Linked DNA regions of Mus musculus: region 2 is linked to region 1. A link is a loop called in an ENCODE intact Hi-C map of the cell type or tissue named here. Cell type or tissue: gastrocnemius. All regions are shown on one strand. Links, peaks and the distances in the headings refer to the core of each region. The heading gives the core; the rest is flanking DNA.

Region 1 (8,248 bases), core at 1,828-6,827:
TAAATCGGGGCCAGGGTTAGCTTGAGTCTGCACTGGAAGCAAGGGAATCTTTCACAGCTGTGGTCTCTGCTAAGGAACTGAGACTCTGACTGTAGCACTGCTGAGTGACACAGCAGCAGGACAGTGGGGTTCTCTGCTACCGGCCTCATCCTGGAAGGACCTCTGGTGATGGGCAGAATCAGGGCTGGGCTCAGACACCATGGGCAGTGCTGTCTCGTTCCCTCCGGGTCCTCTTGTAGGCCGATGATCCTCATGGGAGAGAGCCGAAGACAGGAGGCCAAGGCAGGGGAGGAGACAGGAACAGGAACATTTAACCCCAGCAAATAGGAAGCTCACCCAAGCTTTGGCAGTGCCTAGGGTGTTCAGATGAGGATGCTAGTGTGCATAGTGGTACCCAGGTTGAGGTAACAAAGCAGGCTTGTGCCCCAGTCAGTGAGTCTTTGCACAACACACATGCCAACATGGGTATCCTTACAGTGCAGTTGTCTTATGAAGTAGAAACTTAGCCAGGCATGGTGGTGTAAGCTGTAGTCCCAGCCACTTGGGAGGGTGAGTCGAGAGGATTGCTTAGTTTTGGGGGTGGAAAACTGAAAGAGGAGAAGGCCTCGTCTGGTGTGTAGGTAGGAGTTGCTTCAGTTCTAATTTTGTAATAAACAGAACAGTGCCCAGCCCTGGGGTCTGTGCCTAGAAGTACCTCCGTGGGGCTGCCTGGGCGCTCTGGGCCCTTGCCCCTGTAGGTAGCATTCTGGAGTCAGGGCTCGGGCCACTGACTGGGACAGTTTTTGGGTTTCTTTGGTTGATTGGTTGGTTGGTTGGTTGGTTGGTAGACAAGCTCTCACTGGGTGGCCCTGGGTGGCCTGGAATTCACAGAAATTCGCTTGCCACAGCCACCAGAGTGTTGGAATTAAAGGTGTGCAACACCACATCCAGCCCAAGGGCAGCTTTAAATTTTTATTTTATGTGTAAGGTTATTTTCCCTGCATGTGTGTCTGTGAATCATGTACTCACATGTGTCCAGAGAGTCCCAAAGAGGGTGTCAGATCCCCAGGACCTGGAATTACAGACGAATGTGAGCAGCTACCATATAGATGCTGGGAACTGAACCCAGGTCCTTTGAGCCAGTACCTTTAACAGCTGACCCACCTCTGTCACCTGCTCAGCCTTGAATTAGCTGTGGCACTGAAGGCCACTGGGTAGTAGTCCCCCTCTGCTCCTGTGCAGGGCGGCCTGGCTGACCTCACGTGCTTGCATTTTCTCAGCAGCTGGCAGCACTCTCCTTCTTAAATACCTGAGTTGTGCCTGAACTTGAATAAGTTTGGTTCCTTGGCAAGGGCAGGGATAGAGTGTTTGTATCAAATAAGGTCTTCGTTTCTCACCCCTCCCTTAAGAACTGAGTGGCCAGCAGGCAGAAGAAGTGCTGGCTGCCAAGCCTGATTACCTGTGTTCTGGGATCTACATGGGAAAGGGGAGTCCTGAAGGCTGTCCTCTGACCTCTGTGTATGCAGTCATGAAACACACAGGCACACACGCACCACTAAATAAAAGTAATTAAGGGGCTTTTAATTGACTGGTGCAGTACAGGACAGTGAATCGCACTGTGTGAAGCCATCGTCCACGGGCACTTTGTCAGTGACAACAATGACTGTCATGTTCCCACAGGTTCACCAGAGCGGCTCCGGCTGGTCTCCAGTGGTGAGTAAGCCTTCCTGGGGAGGCAGTGTGTGAGGGTTAGTTATATCTGACGGGCTGTTAGAGGCAGAGGCTGAACGTTGACCGAGACTGTTTTCCAGACCAAGGATGAGCAGGTCTTGGCTGTAATGGGGCTCATAGACCTGTGCCGTCTGGTTCCATAGCTCCAAAGTGGTACTGTGCAGCTGAGTGACCACAGTGTACCCCAGTCAAACCTCACCTACAAGACTGGGTTTCGGGGTCTCTGCTGATCCAATTAGAACACTTTAGGAGACTGTTTATCTTAGCATTGTTGACTTGTTGCTGAGGCACAGGCAACACATGGCCTCCTGTAGATCCCACTATGGCCACCTGTTTCTCAAAAATGTTTTGAGGCTGCAAAGAGCAAGTGTGGGTGTGAGGTACATGGTACCTTTATCCTCATGATAGTCTCACCATCATCATCATCATCATCATGTTATTATTTTACCAAATTCCTTGGGAAGTGCCCTCTTGTGGTTTTATGTAGATGTGTCATGTCCTTGTTCCCCGTAAGCAAACATGTTTCTCCCCCTATTCCCATTTCTGCTGCAGTACGTGGATGACAATCTGGGGGTGATGTCAGTGGGCTTCCTGCTTAGCAGCCCAGATGATGCTGTCATCTGGAGGGGACCAAAGAAAAATGGTTTGTCACTGCTCCCCGGCTCCGACTCCTGGTTCTGGCTGTTGGGGAGGCTGTGGGTGCCTGATGGGCTTGGTGGTGTGTTCATGCTCTTATTTTGGTCCTGGGGTGGAGCCTAGGACCTCATGCCTACTAATGCTCTCACCTGGAGCCTGTAGTGTGTTCTGTTTCAGCATCCCCCTCCCTGATAAAGAAAACTATGAGAAATACAAGTTTTCAGTGTAGACATTTTATTACCTACTGTGAGCTTTTCTACTTTTAAGACTGAAGTGATCTGTAGTGTGATCACGTGACTGGTTTGTGTCAAGGAGAGAAGTGTGGAGTGAAAACCCCTTTCTGGGGAAGCCTAAGATGATGCAGATAGCACCGCTGGGCAAGCACCTTCTCCCTATTGACACTTAAGCCACATGACTATTGGAACCACATGTCTATGCCACACATAGACAGGAGCACCCCTGACTTCATCATGGCCACCCAGCATGTCTACAGATCTCACCGCCTGCCCCCTGGGGACAGCACTGTCACTGTGCTGAGGCTGAGAATGTAGGCCAAATGCTTATGCATAATGAAAGATGCTGCTGGAGATGTATGCCAGAAAGAAGGCACGCACTCAGCCTTGCCCACTTCTAGGTATGATCAAGCAGTTCCTCCGTGATGTAGACTGGGGAGACGTGGACTACCTCATCGTAGACACCCCGCCTGGCACGTCTGACGAACACCTCTCAGTGGTCCAGTACCTGGCTGCGGCACACATTGATGGGGCAGTGATCCTCACCACCCCTCAGGTGAGTGAGCGCTCTGACAACTGTACAGCATCTCCTGGACCACACGTGCCTTTCCGTGCCCTCTGAATGAGGGATAACTGCTCTGTGAACTTTGCCAGGAGGTGGCCCTCCAGGATGTCCGGAAAGAGATCAGCTTCTGCCACAAGGTGAAGCTGCCCATCATTGGTGTGGTAGAAAACATGAGCGGTTTCATCTGCCCCAAGTGCAAGGTGAGGGTCCCCAAGGCAGGCCTAAGCACACCACTGTCACAGTGAGGAAACGACAGGGATGGTTTCTGCTTTTCCTGCTGTTTTGGGAAGGGAGGGTCTCCATCAAGCCCTCTACTACTGCCTGGACGAAGACGCTTCAGAGTGTCACAGGCAACAAGGCACTGTTTCAAAATGTCTAAAAACTAGTTGTTCTGAGACGCAGAAGCAAAATCAAGCCTCCTTCTCTTTCTGCCTCACAGAAAGAGTCTCAGATCTTCCCTCCCACGACTGGGGGTGCAGAGGCCATGTGCCAGGATCTGAGGATTCCACTTCTGGGCAAAGTGCCGCTGGATCCACACATAGGTGAGTTCTGAGGGGCCTGTGCTGTGTGCACAGCCATCTTAGCAGCCCGGGGGCTTGGATGCAGGACCAGCAGTGGTGGCTCAGAACTGGACCCACAGAGCTCCTTAGAGGCTGCAGCCACAGGAGAGAAGCAGTGAGGCCTGGGGCAGGCACCTCATATCCTCCATGAAATTCCAGTTATGTGTCCCTAGGACTGCAGGGCCCTTGGTCACTCTGCTCCTGAGCTGGGCTCTGACAATTGTGCGCTGAATGGTCTTCAGAACTGAGGGAGTGGTGTGCAACTAACTCTGTCCCAGGCTCATCCAGGTATTGGTTTGCTGTGAGGAGACAAGGGCTCTTCTGCCCTGTAGATTCCACTTTCCCCACAATAAGAGTTGAGCTTGCTTGAGTCGCAGATGCCTGTGACGGGAGCAGGAAGTGGAGCAGTGCCAGGTGCCTAGGTCTCAGAGGGAAGAGCCTGAGGCAGACTACTTTCAGCTGCAGATGACTACCCAAATGTGGGAGCTTCCCTTCTCCTGTCAGGGAAGAAGGGACTGAGGTGTTTGAATGGGGCCTTGGGTAACAACATGGGGACTGGGCCTTGAGGGAGGTTCACAGGCAAAGCTGGTCTCCCCTGGGTTACATATGGTCCTCAGAATGGTGAATGTGTGTGCCTGTTTATGTGTGTGTGTGAGAGAGACAGAGACAGAGAGACAGTGCAGCTGGGAAGGACCATAATGGACATGATAGGGTTGTAGGCAGAGGACAGGGTGAGTGCCAAGGGTTCTGCTCACTAAGAGGCAGTATATATTCCACATTTACATGTGTGTTTCCTCAGAGCTGCAGAAGCTTGCCCCGTCTGCATTTCCTTTCTTAGTCCTCGATGTTCTGATTCCCTCTCCTGTATTCTCATTTTCCTGGGCTGCGGGTTAGTGGCTCTCATGCAGACTCCTGGGACCACTCAGCAGAGCAGTTCTTTGGGCCTAGAATCTGCCTTTGCCGCAGCAAAGCAACATCATTGCTGAGGAAGGGACACAACTGGGGCATGTGTTGTGTCTCTCCACCTTTGCTGTCCTTGAATGGGGAGCCGCAGGCAGCCATACAGCAGCAGGCACAAAAGAGCAAGGCTTTTACAAGGGTCTCCTTTCCTCTGTCTCTTTAAGGCAAGAGCTGTGACAAAGGCCAGTCTTTTTTTGTCGAAGCTCCAGATTCACCAGCCACAGCAGCCTACAGAAGTATAATTCAGAGTAAGTACTTGAAACATCGCCTGCAGGGAGGCACCTAGAGGAGCGAAGTGTGCAGAACTGTAGGGTTAACCTGCCAGCTTCAGCTGGGGACAGCAGGGGTGCTGAGACCCCATGACCAGCATAGCTCCCCTGTCCAGGAGACTCTGAGACTAGCCTCCCGTGTGTCAGCACTATGAGCTACTTCTTAGTTTGAGAAACGGGGCAGGTGACGTTCATAGCATGGGAAATACTTGCCATTAAGGCCAATAAAACCGACTGGAATCCTAACTGGTAAGCCAAAGCAAGCCATGGGCAAAGGTGTTGGGTGAAAACTCACCTCTCAACTTGCCTTTTAGGGATCCGAGACTTTTGTAATTCTCATCAGTCACATGCTGAGACCCTCATCAGTCCCTGAAGTGGAACAGGACCGAGTGCCACCTGCTAACCCCAGAGTTGGCAGGCCACGTGTCCAGACACCTGGGCAATGGGGGACAGGTGGTACCATAGCCACCAGATGCTGACAGGATTTGAAGTCACTCATTAAGACACTGTAATCACCTATCTGCCTATTTCCTCGAGATCAAAGGTACGGGCGCTCTGCATCCAGGTGCCATTCATCAGAAAATAAAAATGTCTCCTTGAACCTATCCCTTAGGGCCTGCTTCCTGGAATCCAAGGGACTAGGAACTCTCTGAGTCACAGGACTCCCAGGAACTGTTTCTGCCTCATGTGATAAGCCTAGGGAGACACAGAGGGGGGATGACACTGCCTGTGCCCACACTGGGGTCTCCAGCTCTGGGAGGTCTCCAGTCATGCTGGGATCGGTGTGGGTGCTTTGGCTGGGGGCCATCAGAGCCCCTGGCAAAGCCTGTAAGTCACCCATGAGGTGACGGTGCCTTCAAGACATCCGGTATTGCCCAGGGTCCCAGGCAAACCATCACCTGGCACGTCTGAGGCACAGATGTAATTGTCCTCGTGATCCGGGACTAAGACGTAGAACTGAGAGCTGCTGAGGGAATTCATTCCAGATTTCCACTGTACTGTGGTGTGACACTGGAATATGGGCAGCCCCCTCCCCTATCCTCTCCTTCCCCTGTACACGTAAACTCTTGGAGTGTACTGGGGTCCCTGTAGGGCAGATGTGACCTTTCCAAAGCTCGATGGGTCCCGAGCAGGCCCTAAATATCGGGGTTCTAGCTTGGACTTGTTCTGGGTCAACTTGGAGGACTGGGAAAGGCCACCTAGGCCTGGAGCACAGGTCAGGAGCTGCTTTCCCACAGGTGCTCAGGCCTCTGGCCTGCACGTGCTGCTCACCTAGTGCCGGTGGATGTCCAGCCCTTCCAGCCTGGGCTTCTCGAAGTCACCTGGGAAGTCCTGCAAGGCAAGAGAAGCCATGACTGTCCCAACAAAGAGCAGACTCACTGGGGAGACCCACAGCCACAAGTAGCCAAAAAGAATCCTCCATCCCTCATTTCTGACAACTTGACAATTGGCAATTATTAAGACAATTATCCAAGAAATATTTCCTAGCTTCAAAACAAAAACAAGGCTTTGTCATTCTTTCCTCAATTCTGTGGTGTGTGTGTTCGTCCATGTGCATGTATGTGCAGGCATGTGCATCCCATGATGTACCTGTGGGGGACAGAGGACAACTTTGGGGGCCTTATTTCTCTCTTTCCACCTTGTTTTTGAGGCAGGATCTCTCATCTGTCTCTGTACTGTATACTCCAAGCTTGTTGGCCCAAGAACTTCTCTATCTGCCTTCCCATCCAGAATGCTGGGATTAGAGATGCTTGCCCCACACCTGGCTTGTGTGCATTCTTGGGATAGAATTCAGGTTGTCAGGTTTACACATCCAGTGCTTTTACACACTGAGCCCTCTCCCTGGCCAGTTGTAGGTTTTGCTTTAATTACTTGATTTTATGTGTATGTTGCCTGCATGAATGTATATGTGTAGTGTGTGATGACTGTGGAAGTCAGAAGAGGGTGTCGGAATCCTCTGGAACTGGAGTTACAGATAGGTGGCTGAGCTGCTGTATGGGTGCTGGGAAACCGATCTGGGTCCTCTGCGGGAGCAGCAAGGTTTCATAATTTTAGCCCCAGTCTTAAATATCACTTAAAACTAAACAGTAGTCACAAAATGTCAGACACTTTGTTGATAGGAGCTGTCAATTTGTTACAGACAGAATGGTGGGTGCCATGGGGCTAGGGACAAATAGGGAGCTAGTGTCTAAAGGACTGTGCTCGGGCTGGAGAGATGGCTCAGTGGTTAAGAGCACTGACTGCTCTTCCAGAGGTCCTGAGTTCAATTCCTAGGAACCACATGGTGGCTCATAACCATCTATAATGGAATCTGATGACCTCTTCTGGTGTGTCTAAAAACAGCTGTGGTGTACTCATATACTTAAAATAAATAAATACATCTAAAAAGAAAAAAAAAAAAAAGGACTGTGCTCTTGTTGGGAATGAGAAGGTTCTGGGGCATCTGTGAAAGGCTGTCCCTAGAACTAATTGACCTGGTGTGTGTGTGTGTGTGTGTGTGTGTGTGTGTGTGTGTGTGTGTGTTTTAACTTGTTTGTTTAACTAAAACAGGGTCTCACTAAGTAGCCCTCCCTGGGCTGGGCTGGAACTCATTATGTAGACCAGGCTGGCCTTAACATCAGAGATCTACCTGCCCCTGCCTCCAGAGTACTGATATCAAAGGTGTATACCGTCAGGCCCAACAAGAACTATACAACAGAAATAGTCAACATGGTGGATTTTACATACATACACAGTAAAAAGCAATAGGAAGACTGTTAAAAACTGCAACTGCATGCAGGTGCCCTTCTCTGTCACCTAGAAGGAAGGTTCTGGGAAGGAACTCATCACTCACCGTCTGAAACACTGTCTGGGACAGAAAGCTGGCTGCAACTGTGCGCATATCACCGTCGCCTCCCATCTTACAGAGGATGTAGCCGTAGAGGTTCGCAGCTTGGAGGGAAATGCCAGCAATCACAAGAGCCTGCATTGGGCAAAGCAGAGGGAAGCCTGCTGAGGGTGCACACCCACAGAGAAGGGCTGGTATGGCTACTCTGTCAACAGGAACACCTAAGCAACCAAAAGGCTGTGGCCACCATGGTTCAGTAAAGGAGACTAGCAGAGAAACAGAACCTGCCCAAAGTCATGGAGCTGGTGCTGGTGAGAGGCAGAAACCAAAGGAGCCCGTTTGCTGTCACAGTGTTGCTACTACTGTGCCCTGTATTCTGTGTCCTCATTGAATGGACAGCTCTCCCAAAGAAAATGGGCACTGTCAGCCTTCCTTCCAAGAGAGGCTGGCGGCTAACAACAGATAGCGCACATTTTAATCAAAACTCC
Region 2 (5,000 bases), core at 1-5,000, 89 kb after region 1:
TCGGATGACAGCTGGGACACATATGTCCATCCAAGCAGAACCACAAGCCACAAGCCTCCTGTTGATCCTTGGGGTGTGAAAGCATACTCCACTGAAACTGGAAACTTATAGAACATGTGTTTGAATGTTGCTTTTCTTTGTCTGGAGACAGGGTCTTGCTATATAGCCCTAACTGACCTGCAATTCAATATATACCTATTAGATTGATTGTAAACTTGCAGAAATTCTATCTAATCCCCTGAGAGCTAGGATTATACATACTGCAATGTCTGGCTTACCATAATCTTTAAAGCATTGATTTAAATTTTTTCTTAAACTGGAGATATCAGATACAGTCTTGGGCAGCCTTCTTGTACCCTGATCTTGGAGCTCAGACATGTGGTCCTGCCCTCAGCATGCCCTACCACTGGGAGGAGTACATGGGCACTCCCCAGACTCTAACTTGACACTGACTTCTCCATCCTCAGAGGACACATCTCCCTCCCCATGCCAAGAGGGTCCCGAGTCTTCCATCAAGCTTCCAAAATGGCCAGGTGAGTGACAGTAGGCCCTCTGTCCTGGAGACCTGACATGAAAGTTCAAAGCACTTCATTCATTCAGTTCCTGGTCAGTTCCTTGTTGTGGGCTCACTTGCTCATTCATCCATTCTTTAACCCATTCGTGTATCACCCAGTTGATTTCCCCATTGCTTAACATCTGTTCTGCCATTGGAGCAGTAGTACACAGGTGTAAGTCTCTCTCCCTGGGAGGCACTGTGGATGAAGGAGGTTAAGTATAGAGCCCAGAACAATGGAGGATGGTCAGCTATTAAAGAATAGCTAACCCCCAGGATGTCCCTTCTGGAGTGCAGCCCCAGGCTTTGTACTGTAGACTCCCCAGTCCCAGGGTCACCTCCATTTCACAGATGAACTAGCCTGAGGTATAGCAGGGCACCACACAGATGGGTTCCCAGGTCTCAACCTTTTAGGTTTTTGGTTTTTGGTGTTGCTGCTGACACCGTTTGTTTGTTTGTTTGTTTGTTTGTTTTGAGACAGACTCTCATTATTTGGCTCACACCATTGAACTGACTCTGTAACTTAGGCTGGCCTCAAACTCACATCCCTATTGTCTCAGCCTCTTGAGTACTAAGATAATAGGTATGCAACACTGTATCCACTGCCTTCACCTTCCCTCCCTCCCTTGTTTCTCCCTTTACTTATTTCTTTCTTCTGTTTTCTTTCTTTCTAACTTACTATGTAGCTGAGGAAAACTTCTGATCTTCCTGCCTCTACCTCCCAAATCCTGGGATTACAGGCATGTACCACCACATTCCTGGTTATGAAACGCAGGGTGACATACATATTAGGCAAGCACTCTGTCAGGAGGTACAACCTCACCAGCCCCACTGTATTTTTTTTTTAAGGCTTTAAATCATGTTTGTTTGTTTAGTGTGTTTAGTGTGTGTGTGTGTGTGTGTGTGTATTTCAGGTTTCATATATGAAAGGAAACATATGATATATGTCTTTCTAAGCCTGGTTCATCTCACTTAACATGTTGAATCCACAAATAACAACTCCCCTCTCAAAACCCATAGGGATGAGTGAGTAACCGAAGGGTTAAGGCAGGTCCCAGGGGGCTGGGAAGCAGTTCCGTGGCAGATCATGGGCTCTGGTTTTATCCACTCCTCTGGGAGAGCAGGAGGGTATGGCTGAATAAGTGAGCTGGCAATGGGCAGCTGTGAGCTATGGAAAAACTCTTGAGGGGGGCAGCTCTGGCCACCTCACCTTCCCCAACCCCTACTCCACTAACACTCTGACTCACCCTGGCTTTTGTAGAGGCTGTGGAGCGATTCCAGCACTCCCTACAGGACAAATACAAGGCATTGCCCCAGAGCCCAAGGGGTCCTCTGGTGGCCGTGGAGCTGGTACGGGCCAGGCTGGAAAGAGGCAGCAACAAGAGCCAGGAAAGGGAGCTGGCCACTCCCGACTGGACAGAGCGCCAGCTAGCCCACGGTGGTCTGGCAGAGGTACTTCAGGTTGTCAGTGACTGCAGGCGACCAGGAGAGACACAGGTGGTCGCTGTGCTGGGCAAGGCTGGCCAGGGAAAGAGCCACTGGGCCAGGACAGTGAGTCACACCTGGGCATGTGGCCAGTTGCTACAATATGACTTTGTCTTCTATGTCCCCTGTCATTGCTTGGATCGTCCCGGGGACACCTACCACCTGCGGGATCTGCTCTGTCCCCCGAGCCTGCAGCCACTGGCCATGGATGACGAGGTCCTTGATTATATCGTGAGGCAGCCAGACCGTGTTCTGCTCATCCTAGATGCTTTCGAGGAGCTAGAGGCCCAAGATGGCCTCCTGCACGGACCCTGTGGATCTCTGTCCCCAGAGCCCTGCTCCCTCCGAGGACTGCTGGCTGGGATCTTCCAGCGGAAGCTACTGCGAGGCTGCACACTGCTCCTCACAGCCCGGCCCCGGGGCCGCCTGGCTCAGAGCCTGAGCAAGGCAGATGCCATCTTTGAGGTGCCCAGCTTCTCTACCAAGCAGGCCAAGACTTACATGAGGCACTACTTTGAGAACTCAGGGACAGCGGGGAACCAAGACAAGGCCCTGGGCCTCCTGGAGGGCCAGCCTCTTCTCTGCAGCTATAGTCACAGCCCTGTTGTGTGCAGGGCTGTGTGCCAGCTCTCCAAGGCCCTGCTAGAACAGGGCACAGAGGCCCAGCTACCTTGTACACTTACAGGACTCTATGTCAGCCTGCTAGGTCCTGCAGCTCAGAACAGTCCTCCCGGAGCCTTAGTCGAGCTGGCCAAGCTGGCCTGGGAGCTGGGACGAAGACACCAAAGCACCTTGCAAGAAACCCGGTTTTCATCCGTGGAGGTGAAAACCTGGGCAGTGACCCAAGGCTTGATGCAGCAGACCCTGGAGACCACGGAGGCTCAACTGGCCTTCTCCAGTTTTCTGCTACAGTGTTTCCTGGGTGCTGTGTGGCTGGCACAGTGCAATGAAATCAAAGACAAGGAGCTGCCACAGTACCTGGCCTTGACTCCGAGGAAGAAGAGACCCTATGACAACTGGCTGGAGGGTGTACCACGCTTTCTGGCTGGATTAGTTTTCCAGCCTCGAGCCCACTGCCTGGGAGCTCTGGTGGAGCCTGCAGTGGCTGCAGTGGCGGATAGGAAACAGAAGGTTCTTACCAGGTACCTGAAGCGCCTGAAGCTGGGGACACTCCGGGCAGGGAGGCTGCTGGAGCTGCTCCACTGTGCCCACGAGACACAGCAACCTGGGATATGGGAGCATGTTGCACACCAGCTCCCTGGCCACCTCTCCTTCCTGGGCACCCGGCTCACACCCCCAGATGTGTATGTGCTGGGCAGGGCCTTGGAGACAGCCAGCCAGGACTTCTCCTTGGACCTTCGTCAGACTGGCGTTGAGCCTTCTGGACTGGGAAACCTCGTGGGACTCAGCTGTGTCACCAGTTTCAGGTGTGGGCAGGGCACAGGGCAGGCATAGACTGTAACTCTGGGGACCCCTATTCCATGGGTACAGCATTAGATGGTACAGAATACCCCCCCCCCATTATAAGATGACAATACTGAGGGCCAGAGAAAGGTAACCATTGCCACTAGCCATGCAGCCTGTGGGGGAGAGTGTCATTCTTCTAACCAATATTTGAATACCTGTGGTGTGCCAGGCACTGGAACACATCTAGAATCGCAGCCTAGCCTGAATTCAGGTTGGTTTCATCCTTCGATCACCAGCGTGTGCCACCATTTTCCCAGGCTCAGAGACACAACCCCCCTTAGCTTCTCTGCCTCCAGTCTTTTCTGTTTCACTGCTCTTTGAATTCAGGCAGCAGAGCCATCTTCCCAGAATGTGAATCTGGTCAGATTCCAGTGCTGCTTGCAGCCCTGCAAGGACTCCCTGTGCCTCTCGGGATGGGGGGTCTAAGTTCTTCCGTTCAGCTCAGTCAAGTCCATGTTGCAGCATGCTGGAGCACAGGGTCATCTCCAGAACAGTTCCTCCCACATCCCTGACACTCACGTTAGAAGGCCTGCCACAGTTGTGCCCAGAATTTAGCACTAAGCTTCCTGGCAGCCAGAGAAAAAGTGAACCAGTAAGGGCTGATGTGGTCGTGGAAGGAGGAGGTCAAGCTAAGAAAAGGATCTTACGAGGTGGGAGGTCCCTTTGCAGAGCCCCACCTGCCCTTGTAATCTCGCCTTGGTGCTGTGCCTGGGTCTGAGGCCTTCCCTCCACAGGGCCTCCTTGAGTGATACAATGGCATTATGGGAGTCCCTTCAGCAGCAGGGAGAAGCCCAGCTACTCCAGGCGGCAGAGGAGAAGTTCACCATTGAGCCATTTAAAGCCAAATCCCCAAAGGATGTGGAAGACCTGGATCGTCTCGTGCAGACCCAGAGGTGAGGAGGCAAGGGGTCAGAGTTAGGTCCAGACTGTGCAGGCAAGCTATATATGTCACATGCACATCCTAGCTACAGAGCTGCCCAATAGTCTTACTTGGCATGCCCACACAGGCCCTCCACTGCAGTCCCACCCAGCCAGGGACTCCGGTTTTGCCCTTTGCCCATTCTAAGCCTGACACCTTGTATCAGTCTCTTCACGGCTGAAGCCATGGAGATATAACCTGCTGGGGGCTAACAAGGAGACCTTCTGCACCTACTAACTGGTGGGACCCTCCTAGCCCCCCAGGCAGCCACAGACCCAGTGCCAGCACCATTTCAACCGTAACAGAGCCAAGGTGCAGAGGACAGGACACAAGGACAAGGAGAGCATTGTCTAAGACCTAAGTGCTGCTGAGCGCTTTCTCCAAGTCTCTCCATGAGTCAGACACAGATAGAACCCTGAGATATTCATATTCTCTCTGTCTCCATCTTTCTCTGTCTCTCTGTCTCTCTCTTTCTCTCTCTCTCTCTCTCTCTCTCTCTCTCACACACACACACACACACACACACACACACACACACACACACACACACACACACACATATACACACCACATGCT

What was found. Peaks named below come from ENCODE experiments on the same cell type or tissue, not always from the same donor. Only the 100,000 strongest peaks of a DNase experiment are listed, where the experiment ranks them.
Region 2: a loop joins it to region 1, with 2.3 times the contacts of the local background. A loop is called at or near these places in 19 of 42 quality-filtered maps.

Annotation. Positions count from the first base shown.
Region 1 is chr16:10,417,994-10,426,241 of GRCm38, forward strand. Nubp1 (nucleotide binding protein 1) reads left to right here. Exons shown (of 11, transcript NM_011955.2): 5 at 1,660-1,692; 6 at 2,263-2,353; 7 at 2,981-3,135; 8 at 3,234-3,344; 9 at 3,584-3,686; 10 at 4,829-4,912; 11 at 5,248-6,435. The coding sequence ends at 5,306. Tvp23a (trans-golgi network vesicle protein 23A) reads right to left here. Exons shown (of 7, transcript NM_001013778.2): 5 at 7,767-7,895; 6 at 6,206-6,265; 7 at 2,564-4,892. The coding sequence ends at 6,206. Among named protein-coding and RNA genes, the nearest start is that of Nubp1, 10 kb to the left of the region's middle. In gastrocnemius, for the core only: no CTCF peak of the experiment used is centred there; no DNase peak of the experiment used is centred there.
Region 2 is chr16:10,508,890-10,513,889 of GRCm38, forward strand. Ciita (class II transactivator) reads left to right here. Exons shown (of 19, transcript NM_001302618.1): 9 at 468-533; 10 at 1,815-3,465; 11 at 4,240-4,398. All of the region lies in intron 1 of LOC115488669 (a long non-coding RNA gene), which reads right to left. Among named protein-coding and RNA genes, the nearest start is that of Ciita, 31 kb to the left of the region's middle. In gastrocnemius, for the core only: no CTCF peak of the experiment used is centred there; DNase peaks (open chromatin) are centred at 2,028, 2,453 and 3,328.